2 separate regions of the Mus musculus genome follow, and region 1 is linked to region 2. The links are chromatin loops, found by intact Hi-C in ENCODE. Cell type or tissue: gastrocnemius. All regions are shown on one strand. Links, peaks and the distances in the headings refer to the core of each region. The heading gives the core; the rest is flanking DNA. Region 1 holds the start of Ncf4 (neutrophil cytosolic factor 4). Region 2 has its middle 11 kb from the start of Ift27.

What was found. Peaks named below come from ENCODE experiments on the same cell type or tissue, not always from the same donor. Only the 100,000 strongest peaks of a DNase experiment are listed, where the experiment ranks them.
Region 1: it touches region 2 in a loop (2.8-fold over the local background); 27 of 42 quality-filtered maps call a loop at or near these places.

Annotation. Positions count from the first base shown.
Region 1 is chr15:78,235,855-78,244,903 of GRCm38, forward strand. Ncf4 (neutrophil cytosolic factor 4) reads left to right here and starts at 8,957. Exons shown (of 10, transcript NM_008677.2): 1 at 8,957-9,049. In gastrocnemius, for the core only: a CTCF peak has its summit at 3,842 (motif pointing left); DNase peaks (open chromatin) are centred at 3,821 and 8,101; H3K4me3 peaks cover 3,560 bases; H3K27ac peaks cover 5,958 bases.
Region 2 is chr15:78,180,325-78,189,373 of GRCm38, forward strand. No RefSeq gene overlaps it. Among named protein-coding and RNA genes, the nearest start is that of Ift27, 11 kb to the left of the region's middle. In gastrocnemius, for the core only: a CTCF peak has its summit at 4,696 (motif pointing right); DNase peaks (open chromatin) are centred at 1,527, 1,834 and 4,735; H3K27ac peaks cover 1,216 bases.

The DNA.
Region 1 (9,049 bases), core at 740-8,739, 56 kb after region 2:
ACTATGTAGCCTTTTCTGAAAATGGCTGCCAGCCCTATGCTGTCATTGGGCAGAGAGCGCTGTGGTGATACTCTGTTCCTCACTGACAGTCTGGATGGAGCAGGGTGACAGGCTGGAGTTCACTGTAGGTGGGAGGAGAGGAGGGAGATGGGAGATGGAGGGTGTGTTATGTTCCCTTAGCAAATACGAGAGTAGCCCCGGCTTCCCTTCCCAGGGCACTGGTCAGCATATGGTACTCTGTCCCATGCAGCATTGAGGCAGGTTGGTGATGTACTTTAAGTGTGGTTTGTCACCCAAGGATCCCTGTGTTGGAACATAAGAGGAGGTGGCAGAACATTTTTGAGGTGATCCAGTGTGGGGCCTCTGAAATTAGCCACTAGCAGCCTCTCAACATGTAATGAGTTTATACAGGACCTGGGTATATAGATGCATAAGCAGGCACACAAATCAAATATTTTCTGACAATCAAATTTTATTTTAAAACAAGTCTTTGATATATATATAATTTTAATTTATTAAAAACTAAACTATTATTAAATATTAAATTAACATATCAGTGCTACTCAGGAAATTCTTGTTATTTTTAATAAGTAATTAAATCTTGGTTAAATAGATAGTCCTGCAGGACATCGAAAGTCTTCAATGGTTTTTCGAGTTGATATTTTGAATTATAACCATCAACAGCTTTTTTTTTAAATGGGGACATTTTTTTGTATGTGATTTCCACAGTGTGCTCAGAACCATTTCAAAAACTAGTTGGAGACTCTGTGCTAACTCCTGGCTAAAATTCATCAAATGATACTTTAGAACAACAAAACTTGAGGCAGCAACTTTTAACAATCAAACATTCTAACACAGGACCTGGGTATATAGATGCATAAACAGGTATACCAATCAAATATTTACTGACAATAAATTTTATTTTCAAACAGTTCTTTGATGTGTGTGTGTGTGTGTGTGTGTGTGTGTGTGTGTGTGTGTAATTTTAAATTCACCAAGGACTAAACTAATGCAGAGATACCCCAGTCTGATGCTTATGTATTGAGAAATGATGGAAAGAAATGTTACAGTTTTCTATTATGTTTCCATGAGAGAAGAAAACCGCTTATGCATCTCATAGTGTATCATCGCCTGGAGTCCAAGTCCACGTGTTTCAGGCAATGCTCGCTCGTCAGCATGGTGAAATGTGATGTCACAACCTTGGCAAAGTGCACATGCGTTCAGAACTGCTGCTTCAGTGATGTCACACGATAAAATTGCCAGAAACACCAGGGCCATTACGCTTTTGATTTCGAGGTAATTTTTGGTTGAGTGTGGGTCAGAAACTTTTTAATGAGGATATTGTTTGTGTGTGGTTTCCACAGTTATGTGACCGCATGCAGAGGGTGGGGTATTCACATAGGGTTGTGGCCCACAGTTTAAGAGCTAGGTTCTAGCCAGGCGGTGGTGGCGCACGCCTTTAATCCCAGCACTTGGGAGGCAGAGGCAGGCGGATTTCTGAGTTCGAGGCCAGCCTAGTCTACACAGTGAGTTCCAGGATAGCCAGGGCTATACAGAGAAAGAAGAAGATGCTAGGTTCTAGTGGGTGATCCTTATTTCTCTGAGGGCCCCACCCTAGGAAGGAATTAAGATGGTTCTAATGGGACCCACCCCAAGATGGCTTTCAGGTGTTCTTTTAAGTGGATCCTGATCCCTAAGTCCAGCTCTTGCTTCCTGTCTCTCCGTGTGAGCATCTTGTCACATGTACCCTGTGACATCCTCCGCTGGTGTGATGCAGCCAGGGAGTGCCTCAATAGAGCCAGCATAATGCTATTTGGATTTTCAGCTTCCCAAACCATAAGTTAAAAAAAAGCTACGTTTCTTTACCAACTCACCAGTCTCTGGTATTTCGTTCCAGTAGGGGGATAACAGACTAACTCAACTGGGAAATATTACTGTTGCAGAACCCATATAAGCTACTCAAATCAGTGCATTCCTTGCTACCCTCCCCAATGTTCTGGGTTCTCAAATGAAAGACACACACACACAGGGCGCCTTAAAATATAATATGCCTTAAACAATGGTTGGGCCACTTTTCTAACCTCCAAGTGGCTGATGGACTTTTTTGACAATCTCAACTCATCCCTTACTAAAACCTATTCCATCTTGGCTGCCCCAGACCCTGACCTGCAGCCCTCCTAGGCCACTTTTGCATGGTGGCTATGCTCTCTCTTCTGCACTGCTTAGGCCTAGTGTCTCCTTCTTCCTTCCCAGCATGGCAGCTATCCTTCCTCCTCCCTCGGTTCCTTGTCCAGGAATTCTAAAAGTCCCCCTCTGTCTTCCTGCCCAGCCATTGGCTGCCTGCTACTTTAGTTACCAATCAAAACCAAATGGGGGCAGGGATCCTCAGCATCTTAACGTGTGGACAAGTGGCTTCTCCTACAATTTTGAGGACCCAATTCACATAATACGAGCATTATATCAAACCACAACATTACTTTTAGCTGAGTGGCCACGAGTCGCCTTGCTACCCCCAGGCTTTTTAAGTAAAGGAGATGAGAAGAGTGGAGTATACCAGGGCAGGCAGTCTCTGCCACACTAGTCAAGAACTCAGGCAAAGTGTGTAACACGTTCAAATTGTGCCGATGTTAGCGATATATATATATATATATATTTTTCTCCATTCTCTCCTCAAATATTTATGAAGCCCTCAGTTATATGAGGGTCTAGCTAAGTGCCCTTTATAGACAAGAAAACCAGAGAACAGGAGCCAGGTTTTGAGAGGAAATAGTTTTTACCACCAACCAAGGACCTTTGGGGCAATTGTTCCCAGACTCTGCAGGGCAGGAGCCCAGTCTCAGAGCCAGCGAGATGTAGTGCCTGGGAGCAGCCATCTCCTGAGGACAACCTGGAGCCAGGCCCAAATGGGGGTATCCCTGGACTCCTGAAGGGTCAGCTCAGTGCCAGAAGGTGACAGCTTACAGAGCCAGAGCCTATCTAGGGTTTTGGGTTTTGTTTTTTTTGACTCCTTGTCTTTTCCTGACTCCCTTTGAAACAGCAAGGCTGCCCTCCACACCCCTGTGCATGGCACTGCACTGGAAATCAGAGAAACTAGATACTAAAGGTGGGTTTCCCAGTCTCTCCTTCATTATAGCAAAGACTGTGTGTGGCATGTGTGTGTAAGACAATAGCTCCAGTGCATGGGTGTGTATGGCTGTATGAGGGGGCATGTTTGTATGCATAACTAAGCATATGTGAATGTGTGCATGCATCTGTCCAGGCGTGCTGTACACAGGGTTCATTAGTGTACCTTAACAGCGTTCTGAGAGGCTTGACAGCAATGTACTGAGTTTGTCTTCGTCTACTGTTACCTGCTTCAGAGTGGAGCATATGAACGCTTGTGTCGCGGATGATTGATTGATTGATTGATTGATTGAATGGCATATGGCACAGTTAACAACAGCATGAGTTCTGGAGTCAGCCAGAGTGGAGCTCTACACCTCTCTCCGCCACTCACTGAGTTATTTTAGCCTCCTAACCTCGTAGCGCCTCAGTCTTCACATCTCCAGAGCAGGCAAGAGACCCTGATCCACCCTATCTATGAACCTCAGTGTGGGGGTGAAGGAAGAGTAATCAAAGCCGCCCCATTTCAAGCTGGCCCAGGGCTCTCTCCTACGGGCTGCCGCACAGCTCCTCCCCCACAGTTCATGGGCCGTGTGGTAGCACAAACTCTTCTCAGTGCGCACCCATGCAATTTCATACTTATGGTCCGTGGACATCCAAGAAGAGCTCAGACCTTAACTTACAATCCAGGGGGCTGATGCTTAAGTCCTCCTCTAGGTGGCGCCGCAGAAAGGAAGCCCGACTAGAGTCATAGTGCCCCCTGGTGTTCATTGACATAAAAATGCAACAAATGGGGAGCTGTTCTAGACGAGACTAAATATGGAGGTGAGGGGATTTCAATATGATAAATTGTATCATAGACAGGAGCAAGGCAAATGGGAGGCAGATGTGCTGGGGAGAGAGAGAAAGGAGGGGTCAAGTCATACTAAGGAAATTATCATGAATAATGTTAACATCTATAATTCCCTCTCCACCTATTATGTACCTGATATTGGACTAAGCTTTCATTTCCTTCATCAACACAAGTGCTACAAGGTGTGTTTGGAGCCGTCTGTGCAGTAGATGCTCATTACCCTGTTGACTAGATGACTGCTTTTTACATTTTTTTATTGTTTTTGTGTGTGTGTGTGTGTGTGTGTGTGTGTGTGTGTGTGTGTGTGTGTGTAGGTTTGCACGTGCCAACAGGATGCACGTGGCGTTCAGAGGACAACATTTAGGAATCAATTCTCTCCTTCCATCATGTGAGACCTAGAGATCAAACTCAAGTGGGCAGGCTTGGCTACAAACACCTTTAGTCACCGAGCCATCTTGAGGGCCCAAGATAGCTAACATACTTCTGAGAGACAAATATTATCTCAATTTAGGAAACTGGATGCACAAACTCGTGGCCAAGAAGGCGGCAGTGCCGGGGCATGTGATGCTTGTGACCTCACACCAGCTCTGCCTCCGGGAGGGTGGGGCCTTACCTTCATGGGATTTGCCTTTTCAGCCTCCCCCCAGCCTCTGGGTACTCGGCTCTGCCTGGGATCGGCCAGCGATGGCTATTTATGGCTCAGGGAGGCGTCCAGTGAAACTCCCCTCATAAATTATGAAGGGAGACACATGTGGGTCAGGACAGGAGAACTTGGTGCATGAGGGAACCCCGGGACTCTTGCTCTCTCTAATCAGGGATTTTCCTTCTGTTCCCAAGGAAGCAGCTGCTGCAGATGGCAGAACAGCCAGCGTCGCAAGGGGTCCCAGGGTCCTCTCAGGTCCTGCTGTTTGGGCTCCTAGCCCTGACTGCTGACAGCTCTCTGCCTTGTCCCCTAAATGGGGCTGTCTGCATTTTCATGGTTCCTATGCCCACACAAGGAGGGCTTGAACAGTGCTGGATGTTTTGTGCCCTGCCCATTCTCTCTCTCTCTCTCTCTCTCTCTCTCTCTCTCTCTCTCTCTCTCTCTCTCTCTCTCCTCTCAGCTATTTTCTGAGCATGCTCAGTCTTGCTCTGGGGGTACCCAAAAACCTGGATCCCCTGGAGCTATCCCTTTCCGAATGGCCCTTGACACCTGGTTTGAGTGTGTGGTGTTTCTTTTTTTATGCTGTAGTTTCTTGGTTATTGTTAGTCTTTTGTTTAAATCCTATCTACCTTTAACTCCCTCTAGCAATTCATTCCTCCCTCTGACTTGCTAATTTCAAGTCTCTAACCTGGTCACTAAGCGGCTAGCATTGGGGAGATGTGGAAGAAGCCTGACAGAAGTCAGGGGTTGAGAACTTTCTTCTGTAAATGAAACATGCCAGTCTCCATGTGGCCTTTGAGCTTCGATGGCTATCTGTCTGTTTGAGACAGGGCTTGCCGTGTAGCCCAGGCTGGCCCACGCCGAAGGTGAAGTGGGGAGTCAGCTGGAGTCGGGAAGATTGCACCAGCGGCTGCTTGGTATGTGTGCCGAGCAACGGAGGCTTTCTTATTTAAGGGGCGGACTGAGGGGCCTGGGTGACTCCTCTCTCCCTGGGACAGGTGGCTGCATGAAATGAGGAGCCGGGACGGGAGGAGAGCAGGAAGCATGGCAGCTCAGGACGGGAGCCCACTGCTGACAGGGTGTCTGGCTTCCAATTACACTGCCTCAGAGCTCCACATAAAATTAGCAGCAGCATTCTCTGTAAAAGGAGCCAGAGAAATAACCACATTCAGCAGAACCGCAAGCAGGGACGGAAGACAGAGGGAGAAAGGGCAGGCTTGGCCCAGCGTGGACTCCAGGTCCCTTCTAGGACACCCTTGGCCCCTGCTGCCCAGGTGGCTCCCAGGCTGAGTCAGGAACACAGACAGGATAATCCTGCAGGGGTCGGGGGGGGGGGAGGGGGGCTGAGTGTGGGAGTGTGGGAAGGGGGGGACTGAGGGGACCTGGTCAGGTGGCCTAGAGGGCTCAACACACACACACACACACACACACACACACACACACACACACACACACACGGGTGGGGGAGGGAGAGGGAGAGAGAAAGCCAAAAAGAAAAATAAAGGAGAAATGGTTTAGAATATGTTGGCTTGTGGGAGGACATGCTGCCCTTGTGTGTATGTGCTTGAGTGTGTGTCTGTGTGTATGTGATGTGTTTGTGTATGTGTGTATGTTGTATGTGTATGTGTGTGTGTCTGTGTGTGTTTCTGTGTGTGTGTATCTTTGTGTGTTTCTGTATCTCTCTGTGTGCATGATGTGTGTATATATATGTGTATGTGTGTGTTTGTGTGTGTGTGCATTGTGTGCATGTGTGTGTATGTATGCTTGTGTGTACCTGTGTGTGTTTATGTATATGTGTCTGTGAGTGTATGTGTGTGTATCTGTGACTATATGTGCGTGTCTCTGTGTGCATGTTTGTGTATGTGTGTCTGTGTCTGCATGTGCATGTATGTGTGTGTGTATATTCGTGTCTGTGCCTGTGTGTGTCTCTCTGTGTATATGTGTGTGTGTGTACATGGGCCACCACCAAGACTCCATCAGAGAAAAGTATTCGCTCTGCTTGTGACGTCACCACTCTCCGAGTCAGAGGCTCTTTAGAGACCCTCAGAAACAGGCATACCTGCCCACACACAGTTGTACTCGTCTCTGCACAAACTGGCCTTGAACTCCTGGTCCTCCTGCCTCCACGTCCTGAGAACTGGGATTACATGTGTTCTTACCCTTGTTTTATTTGGTGCTGGGACTGAGCCCAGGGCTTCACTCACGCTACACAAGTGCTCTGCATCCCAGCCCCAAACCAGCACATTTTCAAGCCAGGACAGGCATGCTGTGACACAGTCTCTCACTAGTGCTATGTGACATTCTCTTGTGGAAGCAATGTCACCATTTCCTGTTTCATGACCACCTGTTGACCAACATTCTCCTCTGCAGGGGCCAAGCTTGTACCTCTGTGCTCACAGACCCCCCTCTTCCACTGCACCCCTCCTTGCTCCCCTGGTTGTTTCCTCCAAAAGCTGGGACGCCTGAGCCCCGAGGCCCAGCCAGAGCCTCTGAATCATGTCTAGCTCCTCAGGTGTGAATTCTTCTGAAGTCCAAGGCGCCTGGATTTGCAGTTTTGTGTAGTGCTGACTCCGAACTGCTTCCTCAGCACAGTTCAGAGCCAGCTTTTCTCTGGATTTCACACCAGTGGGGGCTTCAGGCTCGAGGCTCCCTCTGTCTACCCGTGGCTGGAGAACTTCCTTCGCTTCCTCGGGCACCCAGGCCAATGGCTGAGAAACCCTCTTCGGTGTTTGCTGTGATATCCAGCTTCACATGAGAGCTCAAGGTGGACTTCCTGCCAGCAGTGGGACATGTGACCTGCATCTGGTCTCTGGCCAGTCACTGGAGCCTCATCTTTAGTAACACATGTGTTTGCCGTTCCCTAGGCCTGGGTATCAGTCTCCATCCTCAGTCATGGGTACAATTCCTGCTCGTCTTAGACCTCTCAGATCACCTTTCCTTGTCTTGAGCAGGGATTTGTATGCTTAAAAGAGCTAACTCTGTGAACTGCGGTACTTCTGTGTGCTGGGAGTAGGTCAGACCGTCCATTCTACGTTCCTCTACCACCCTGATCTATCTGTGCAGTGCAAAGGCCTTGATGAACATGCAGTCACTGGTGGAGTGTCCCTCTCCCACTTTCCTGTCCCCTCCTGTGACTTTCTTCATCCTCGTTTCTGTCTCCCCAGGAGCCCATGCCCTGCCTGGCCACGGGGAGGGCAGTTCTCACTGGGCAGACTCTATCCTGGGAGCTCTAGGTTCATCCTCTCTGGGCTGGGTCAGGGCCAGAAGATCCCTTCAGGGTGACAGGATGGAGGGGGGACATTTTAAAGTAAGGATCCTAAAACATTCTATATTCTTGGAGCCAGATCCTGAGGAGTCTGAGACTGCTTCCAATCCAGCCCCATTTAAGGTGAGAAACATAGGCCGTTCCAGATTCCTCAGGGGGAAAGCCCTGTCCCCACAGCCACGTTCCAAAGTTGGGGAGATAGGAGCCTGATTCAGGCAGGCTGGGCAGGCTGCCATCTCTCCTTCTGTCTTAGCATACCATCAAGTGGAGCTGGGGGTTGGGGGACATTCTCTGGGCTGCTGGGCCCATCCTCACTGTAGGCTTTGGAGAGCTCCCTACAGAACCAAGCATTAGAAGGAGCTGACGAAGAACTTCCTCCTTCTGCTCACATAATCTGGGTGTCCGCAGCGTAGTGCTGGCCTGGAAGAAGCCTAACACACAAACACACGTTTGGAACACACTGGGGTAGGGAACCCCGCTGGTGAGAGCTTGCCGCAGGAAAAGCCCGGAGAGTGGCAGGGAGGGTCTGGTGAGGACAGGTTTGTTTCTTAGAGGGCAGCTTCTGAGCTGAGACCTACAGGAGATAGGAGAGGAGCATTGGGAATGTGGTGGCAATGAGGGAAGAGAGATTGGGAGAGCAGGCAGCCCACGGGGCCTTGGGGATTCTGAAGCCAGCAGCGGGGGCTTGGGGCTTTTCTGAGAGCTGAGTAGGGAGGTGGAGGCAGATTGTAAGGAGAGCCTCTGTGTGGATGGAAGCTCTGGGAGAGCTGAATGTGGTATCTCAGAGCCCAGAGCCCCAGATGGGGCATAAAACAATGACTTCCTAGTATAAGAGGGAGGGGGACCAGGAGAGCTTCCTGGAAAAAGCACTATCTCCACCAGACCTTAGGAATGAATGGCAGGTCTTGGATGCTTGAGAAAGGGATTCAGGAAGAAGCCTGAGGAGGAAGTCCACAAGTGTCCTTGATGGACTACCCAGGGCTAAAACTGCTCTATGGTGGGTGGAGCTCAGCACCAGAGACAGGCACTGAGGAAATCCCCAAAGCCAGTGGCCTCACGCAAGCCCAGCACCCAAGGGTGCCACTTCCTCAACTGCTGTGCAGCTGGGAAGTGGCTGAGAAGACGTGTGAGGGCCAGGCAGCTCAAAGCCTGAAGGAGGTACTTCAAGGAGGGTCCAGAGAAGCTG
Region 2 (9,049 bases), core at 649-8,648:
AGTTTGGAAACTCTGAGTTTCATCTTCTGAGCCCATATAAAGAATCTGGGTGTGAGGGCAAGGGTTTGTAAACCCAGTGCTGGGGACAGGGAGACAGGAGGCTTCTCAGCACTCAACGTTCAGCCAGCCTAGCTTATCTGGCCAGCTCCAGGTCAGGAAGAAACCTCGTTTCATAAAATAAGGTGAAAGGGGCCCGAAGAATGCCACCAGAGGTGATCTCCAGACTCCACATGCAGTTACACACATGTGCATGCTCCCAACACACAAACACAAAACACACACACACACATACACACTCATTATGAAGTCATGGGCAATGGAGTGTACTGAGGTCACTGAGGTTTAGAGACCCAGTGCAAGGGGATGTTTCAAGTCTAAGAGTTCAAGCCCACCCTGAGTACCATAGATGCTGTCTCAAAACACACAAAAACAAAAACAAAACAAACAATAACAAAAAAAAACAACAAAAACAAAACAAAAAAAACCAAAGCAAACCAATAGAGGTGCATATGTCAGGGTTGCTGCATGCCCCCACCTAGAAGAATTTTAGAATTCACCAGATCTGATCTGGTAGGAACAAACATTTGGAATCTTGCAAAGCTAAAATGCAGATGCCAAGTTGTCCAAGGCCTTGGCCTTGTTGGAGCTTCTTCCTTCGGCGCAGCCGTTTGCCAGAGGAGGGCACGGAGGTTCTGAGACACTCATCAGACTGGCGGACAAACTGTAGGACTGGGGTTAGTGCTCCCATCTGCCCCGAGCCTCACTCTCCCAGCTGCAGGCTGGGCGGCCCTGGGAGGGCTTGGAAACCAGGCTGAGCCTCTGTCTCCTGTGGTGTAAGACGGAATTGATCACAGAACCCACCCTGAGGAGATGCACGGCCTAAATATGCACAGAGAACACTTTGCATGGTGACACAGTAAACTCCAGACAGGTGCCACCCACCAGTGACTACGACTCTAGAGCACCTTGTTCCAAAACCAATGAATAATCAAGCAGGTAAGTTCATGATCTGAAGACTCTCCAAAGACAGGAAGCTTCCCTTGCCAGGAATGTAAGACCCAGAGGCAACGCCTTCTGGGCAGAAATAAAATACGAAAGGGAGTCACTTAGCAGAACTGAGTGTCTCTGTAACATCTACGTTCTGAAAGGGCCTTCCTAAGGCTGGTCCAACACGGCAGCAATGGTCTCTCTAACCTTGTTGACAAAGCGTGGAGGCTTGTGACAACTGGGGAGCAGCCCTTCTGCCGCTGACCCCCTGCTCCAGCGTGGGATTTTGCAAGGCAGCAGCGACATTGACATTTCTCATCCTTAGGCAACTCTCTCCAGAGCAATCCGTGGAACTGATCGTTCTCTGCTCCTTTCTCGAGAGTTCACAGATGTGAGTCTTACACACACACACACACACACACACACACACACACACACACACACACACAGAGAGACAAGTGACAAGTGGCTTGAGACCTGGAGAAGCAGGAGCAATAAGAGAGGGGAGCTGGGTTCTTGCTGGAGAGCGGCCAAGTCAGCACAGCGGGTGTTGCGGTGAATACAGAATGTGATAGAGCATTCTCTGTTTCCCAGCATGACGGTTGAGCCTGCACAATCAGAACTACTGCTATGCTGGTCTGTCAGCTGCTGAGTCCCTGCAATCTCATAGCAGCTGCGGAGAGCTAGCAGCTCTCCTATGAGGTCCTGGACCTAGGAGACACACATCTCGGCAGAGACCCACCCAGCCTCTGGGCCCTTTATCTTGGGCTCTGGGGTGAGCCCAGAGGTCAACACCATCTTGATCTGGGGCCTCTCTAAGTTCACCCTCAGCAAGGAAGGGGTTCCCATAGCACCCCAGGGGGTGGGTCACTAAGCTGGGGAAGGAGGTAGGGCAGGGCCCCCACCCCATGCTGGGAACATTTGAGCAAGGAACAGGAACTGGGAACTGGAGGGAGCTGGGAAGTCGGGGTGGGGATACCCCAGCTGCAAGGAGGAAGCTGCTGTGTTTAGATCCAACTCTCTGCCCAGTTGCGTTTAGACCCAGCTCTCTGCCCAGTTGCATTTAGACCCAGCTCTCTGCCCAGAATCCACTACAGACTTTCCACCAGGGCAGCCCCTGGCTGCCTGCTGGGCTGTGAGGGCTGCAGAGCTAGTGATCAAGAGCCTTGGGACAGTAGGCTTGTTTCTTCAGGATGGGATGTGAGGGACGGAACATCTCTGCATCTGCTATGTCACCTCTCTACCTCCCTGAAATTGTGGCAGTGGGGGACAGGTAGTCCTCTACCAAGGAGCACTGAAAATGTGGCTATGACTGCTACCCACACCCATTTATCTGGAAGACGACTCTCTATAGCCAAAGAACTCCTCTTCATCCTTCAGTGAAGACACTGCGACCTGCACGGTGTCCTCCCTCTCACCTGCTAGTTTCTCAGGGCTCCTCTGACAAACGGCCACAAATGTGCCCCCTTAAGTGACAGAAATTGAGGCTCTGAGCTCTGGAATTTAGATGTCTGAGATCAAGGTACTGGGGCCACTTTCCTCTGTCAGCTTCTGGGGAGTCCTGGACATCCTGGGCTGTGGCTTTGATCCTTTTACTCTCTGACTCCACATAGCCCTCTACCTCTGGGTTCTGAAGCTGCATGGGGGATGGGGTGGGAAGGCCAAGCCCAGAGCCTTCCGCACTCCACCTAGGGATGTCTCATGGATAAAACTGTTGTCTGCTCAGAGTGCAGTCCTCCCCAACCCACAAAGCACATCACTGCTCCACATCCAAGCCGAGCTCTTCTGGAAAGACAGGAGGGGAGCAGGGTATGGTGGCGGGACCCAGGTGTGGGGCTTATGGACCTGATCCAGCAGTTGAGGGCAGAGGTAGGACGCTCTCAAGTTCCAGGCCAGCCTAGACTATGGAGCTGAACTTTGTCCCAAACACAACAACAACAACAACAACAACAACAACAACAACAAAATTTAAAAATCATCACTGAGCCGGCAGCCGTAATAAGTAGCAGGCAATAATATAATATTGCCACTACAAATGTCTTTGATTTTCCTACTTCCCCGGGGAGAAAAGATTAAAATCACCAGTGCATGCTTCCATTGATGTACCTATGACCTTCTGAAGGTCACTGTCACCAAATATAATGCGATGAGGGGGGGGTACCTGTCAGGCCCCTGCCAAGGTGTGCCCCTGAGCAATTACACCATGCAACAGATCTGGTCTAAGAGGGCTTATTGGGGGTAAGGGAGGGAGGGAGGACCTGGGGAAGGGGTAGAGGCAGACAAGTGGATATGTAGACAGGCAGACAGACAGATGGGGACACAGCCATGAGGTCAGAGAAAGGGGGCACAAAAGAGGAGGACAGAAATGAGGAAAGAGAGAGGCTGGCTGGGAACGTGGTGGGAACAGGTACCACAGTTGAGTGGCAGACAGTCCTTTTACACACAGTCCACCTGGTGTACCTGGAGGCGGCAGGTGATGACATAGCCATTGCTAGGTCCCTTGGAGGAGTCTAGTGGAATAACAATTACCCCCCATGAACTCACCCTATTTCTTTCCTTAACCTCTTCCCTTCCCAGGTTGCAATAGTCTCTACCCAAGTCTGGCCCTGTGAGGTCCCCTCACCCAGGAAGCTTATCAGACACCATCGAAAGCACTGGCTGGCAGTGAAATCGCCATCGGGGGCAGGGAGACAGGAAAGGTACACAAGCGACTAGCCTCCCAGACAGAGAGACCCCAGAAACGGTGTCACTCATAGACTCTGTCCTCTCACCCTGATGACAGCAGCACACACTAGAGCCTTTCCCAGCTGATGCTGTCCACGCTATATCAGGTCGGAAAGGAGAAATTCCAAAGGGCCTGGTCACTGTCTCCTTGATGTAGGGTGTCCTCTTTGGGTCTCCATGTGAAGCCTGCTGTGTGGTAAGTACCTGAAGGATCCATCCAGGATCCGTGGTCAGCAGGAGGTGAACTGTGTTTTTAGAGTCTGTAAGCTGGCTCAGACAGAGTGCCTCAGGGCTAGGAGGAGTGTGCGCTCCTGACAGCCCATCATCTGCTGTTAAATCCCTCCAACAAGCGCCCTCCTCTCCACTGCACACCTCTGCTGACAGGATGCTCACTTCCTTGCCTTCCAGGTCAGCGGTTCCAGGGTAGTCAGGGCTTCTTAGGCACGATCAAGAGCTATGGCTGTAAACGCCATCACTCGTCCTGATTGGTGCTCATGGACCCACACAAAGCAAGCTTGCAGATCGCACCTTGCCCAAGAAAGGCTTAACACGACGTCCTGGTTGATCCGAGAGTGGTATCTTTGTTTTAAGAATTAATTTGCTCAAATAAGATCAACTAAGCACTCCCGTGTCACTGGTAACTGTGTTTGGTGCTTGGGGCTCCAGTACCGATAGAGTCTCATTACCTCGGAACCGAACAACCAAACAGAGACGGTACACGCTGATGGCAGAGAGGAATCATGGGACAGTCAGCTCACCATATGAGAACAGCAACTAGCCTGTCCGCGTTTACTCCAGCTTTTCTCTAGACTCAAAACTTTTTGTGCCCCTCCCCCCCCCCAGAACACTCTGCACCTACAAAGTAGCCGCCGCCTACTTCACTCCTCATCTATACTCTGCCAGTTGTAACTGACATTTCAGAGAAAAGGAATCGGTTTTTTGGTTTGACTATAAAACCTCTTCAAAGGCTGCCCGTGTCAAGAGCTTGGGCTCCCAGCTGGTGGCACTATTGAGACGCGGTTGCCCTGTAAGGGGGACACACTTCCTCCTGGGTTCCTAGCAGGACAGACCATTAGGAGGTGGGGCCTAGTTGGAGGAAGCGCGCTATTGGATAACGCCTCCTTGTCCTCAGCATCCGCAGCTGTCCTGTGTAAGCATCCTCCTCAGACACATCTCCCTTGCCAAGATACTATATTCTGCCTCAACTCAGGCCCAAGGCAATGAAGTCAGGCAAACACCACTGAATCCTCTAAACCACGAGCCAAAACCTGTCTTTTATATATGTGTGCTAGGAACCTGAGTCAGGTCTCCAAGCTTCTGCATCAGGTGTTTCACCAGCAACCATCGCCCAGCCTGGGCCATCTGAGCCTATTCGTAAGGCAGAGTTCCCAGGGCCCAGCACGTAATCTACTGAACTGGCAATTAGGGTTCAATAAGAACTCTGGAGGGATGAGGCATTAAGCTGATTTCTCTAGCGTATTCTGTTAAGCAATGCAAAGCCAACAAACACAGTGTGTGTGTGTGTGTGTGTGTGTGTGTGTGTGTGTACACTTTTTATATTATACTTTATGATACAGTTTGGGGTCCAGCTGGCCCCCAGGTTGGCCTATGCTGGGCAGTACATAAGCACACACCAGGCTTTTCTCCAAAGAGCTGCTAAGCCACAGCCTTGCTCAGAGGCTACCACAGCACTTCACATGCAACATGTCTAACAGCTGGTGAGATGACTCAGCACCTATAGGCATTTGCTGCTCCAACCTGATGACCTAACTTTTTCCCCCCCAGAAGCCACATGGTGGAAGGAGAAAACTTCGATGTCCTCTGACCTTTCAAAGGACATCTGCCTACAGGGTGTCTTAACCTGACAGTGTTCCTGTCTGCAGTCATGGTGGCCGAGGGCTACCATTTGAGAAGATGGGGTGATCCCAACCTCACCTTTGTCTTTCGAGGTGTCCCCTTGCCTTGTAAGAACGAACCAAACCGAAGCCATTTTGAGTAAAATTTCCATTTGGAGTAGGGGTCAAATAAAATTTAGGTTCCCAAGACCTCCTTGGGTAACTGATAACCTGCTTGGCAGGGAGAGACAAGTGTGTGGGTTACTGACATCCTGACTGGCAAGTTGAGACATGGATGCTACAGCTGAATAAACCAACAACTGAGGACAGCGTAGATGTACCACACAGGGAAATGGCCCTAGGGGCGTGCCCTATGCCTGAGTTCTGACTGGTGGGAAAACATAACTGTAAATTCGCACAAATGTTTATGGTTTTCATGCTTAAATGCTCTGTAACATTCTGGCTCTGGGGTTGGTGGTGGGGTAGGTTCACAGTTCAGCTTCCGGGTCCTCCCTGTGTCCCTGACAGATCAGTAGAGGCCTGATTACAATACATTCTTGCTTTCTGTATTGACTTAGTGTTTGAGTTGTGTTGGATCTCGGAGGACCCTATAACAGCTTCACATCATGAGTCCACACTTCCCATGCTGTGGCTGTGTGGCTCCCGGGGCAGCGCCGACCTCAAGCAGAATTTAATCTCTGCCTGGATTCTTCTCTGCTGTATTTTTTTCTGCTCAGTGGTTGAACGAGCTAAAAAAGCCTTGCTATTTTCAGTCGTATTAGCTGTGTGGTTTGGGGATCTTACCCAATTTCCCAGAATCTCCCTTTTCTCATGTGTAAAATAGACTTGTCCTTGGGCGCCTGTGGCATGGGCTAAGAGGCGATGTCTTGGTCTACCCCTGCTGCTCTAGCAAACACTTAACATTTGGCAGCTTGTGTATATCGGCTTCTCACTGTCCTGAAGGCTGGAAATTCAGGGTCAGGAATCTAGCAGACTGGGATTCAGCTGTAATAGCATGGGGGGGGGGGGGGTTGTTCCATGCCTTGTTTGCTCCCAAATAACTTCAGGGCGTTTCCATTCATTCTCGAGCCCGGTTTAGCTCCCAAATAATTAACACAGACTCTTAATAGATTTATTAACAAGCCGGCAGCAGGAAGCTAGACATGTTCTGAGCTATTCTAACCCTCTAAGGCTGCCTACTTCCCAGCCATGTGGCCCTTGACCTGCATCTGAGTCTCGCCCTGGCTCTCTCTGGTCTGTGTGTGTCCTTGTGGCTGCTCTCTCATTGTGACCTCATGGTGACTCCTCCTGCTCCCTCCATGTGGTCTCTCCACACCTTCTTCTTGTTTTTGTTTTTTTTCACTTGTTTTCTCTCTTTGATCTCTTTGGGACTCCCACACTGAGCTTGGCTGTCCTCCTTCTTCCCCTGTCCTTTCCTAATCAGCCATAGGATGATCACTTTATTAACCAACCAGAAATGATGAAAAACATTTTTTTTTGCATAGCATTGAGACCAGAGATGTTTGACCATGCCAAGGTCTGGGTTGCAAACAGACGTCTGGGCATAGACATCACCATCTGAACACGCATAGTGCACAAGACCTTCCCTCAGCAGTTGGCTGAGGTCTCTGCTTCATGAGTGGGGCATCTTCCATGGGGGGAAGAGAAAAACAAGCTCTTCCATATTTTAAATTTTTGTTTATTTATGTGTTTGTTTGTTTGTTTGTTTTGTGTGTGTGTGTGTGTGTGTGTGTGTGTGAGTATACTCACATGTACCATGATTCATGTATGGAGGTCAGAGAATAACTTTCAGGAGTCAGTTATCTCCTTTTACCACTTGGGATCCTGTGGATCAAATTCAGGTTGTCAGACTTGGCAGCATGTGCCATTACGCAATGAGCTATCTTATCAACCCTGTTTTGTTGTGTTGTGTTATATATATATATATATATATATATATATATATATATACTCTAGTGAACATATTTATGTGTAGGTACATGTATATATGTGTGCATATGTGTGTGTGTGTGTGTGGGTAAAGGCCAGAAGTCTGCTCTGTGTGTCTTTTTATTGGTTTCTACTTTATTATTATTTTATGTGTATGGGTATTTTGCCTACATGCATGTCCTTGTACCATGTGCATGCCTGGCGCCCACAATGATCAGAAGACGGCATCAGATCCTCTGGAACTGGAGTCACAGGTGATTGTGAGCCACCATGTGTATGCTGGGAATCCAACCCAGGGCCTCTGGAAGAACAGCCAGTGCTCTTAACCACGGGAGCATTTCTCCAGCCCTTTGCTTTCTTATGTTTTGAGGTAGGATTCCTCACTGAGCCTGGGGCTCATTTAGCTTCTGCATAGCCTCCTGTGTCACCCTTGCCAGGACTGGGATTACAGATGTGTGGCACCATGTCAGACATTTATATCTACAATTACATCGACATCTACATCTACATCTATATCTATGTGCTAGGAATCAAACTCATGTATCCTGTTTCCACATTAAATGTTTTATCAGCAACCATCTTCCCAGCATCCATCCTTTGAGCCTATTTAGCAAGCATGCCTCCCGGGACTGCCAGCCCTATCTCTTAATTTACTGAACTGCTGATTAAACTCCACCAGGAGCTCTGGAGGGATGGGGCATTTGGATCATAATGGATAGCAGCACAAAGCCTCCTGAGACATGGTGGGTGTGCAGAAGAGGAGGCAGCTTTGGAAACCAGTCTGTCCATCCCCAGCAATGCAGTGGTGGTCGAGTCTCCAAGCCCAGGATTCCAGGGATCCCCAGCCAGCCATGTCCACCTCTGCTCTTCTTCCTGACCACTCTCGCTCCGGTGTCCATACTAGCTGCCTCCTGTCCTGAGACACTGTGGGTTTGGTTGCTTAGGTCACTTCCCACTGTTCATGTATAAGGAGATACTGCAAAAGCCACTTGGCTTGGCAGCTTCTCCCAGTTGAGTACCCTCCTTCCAACTCCCAACTCAATCTTGATGGGAGCAGATGGAGGGGACCAGGAAGCTCCCATGAGATTAGGAAAGGGAAATTGGGTCCTGTTCATCTGGGGGGAGGGGATACAGAGAGGGTGCAAAGGGTGATGATAGAGGCATCCTGGCTGGGTCATCTCGGGACCTCAGAGCCCAGTGACAGGGTCTACTGAGGAAGGTGTTAAGGAGGAAGGGTCCCTCTCCAGTCCCCCTTCCTTGGTGAGCTACTAGATCTCTGTAGATGAGGCCCCATGGGAAGGAGAGTCAGAAAGAGGCTTAAAGTCATCCCCTGGTCTTCTCTGTCTATCTGTCTTTGCTTTTAAAAGCACGTTGTGCACGTGATGCAAGCCCTCAGCCTGTGCTGTCTGAGTCAGAGATCAGAGAGCTCCCATGGTGCCTCTGTGTCCCAGTGGATGGCTCCCTGCACTTCCATAGGATTAGTCCTGGCCTCTAGTGGGGAAACCACATGAATTCCTTGCCTGCAGGGATCTCATGGCCTCTGAGAGAAAGAG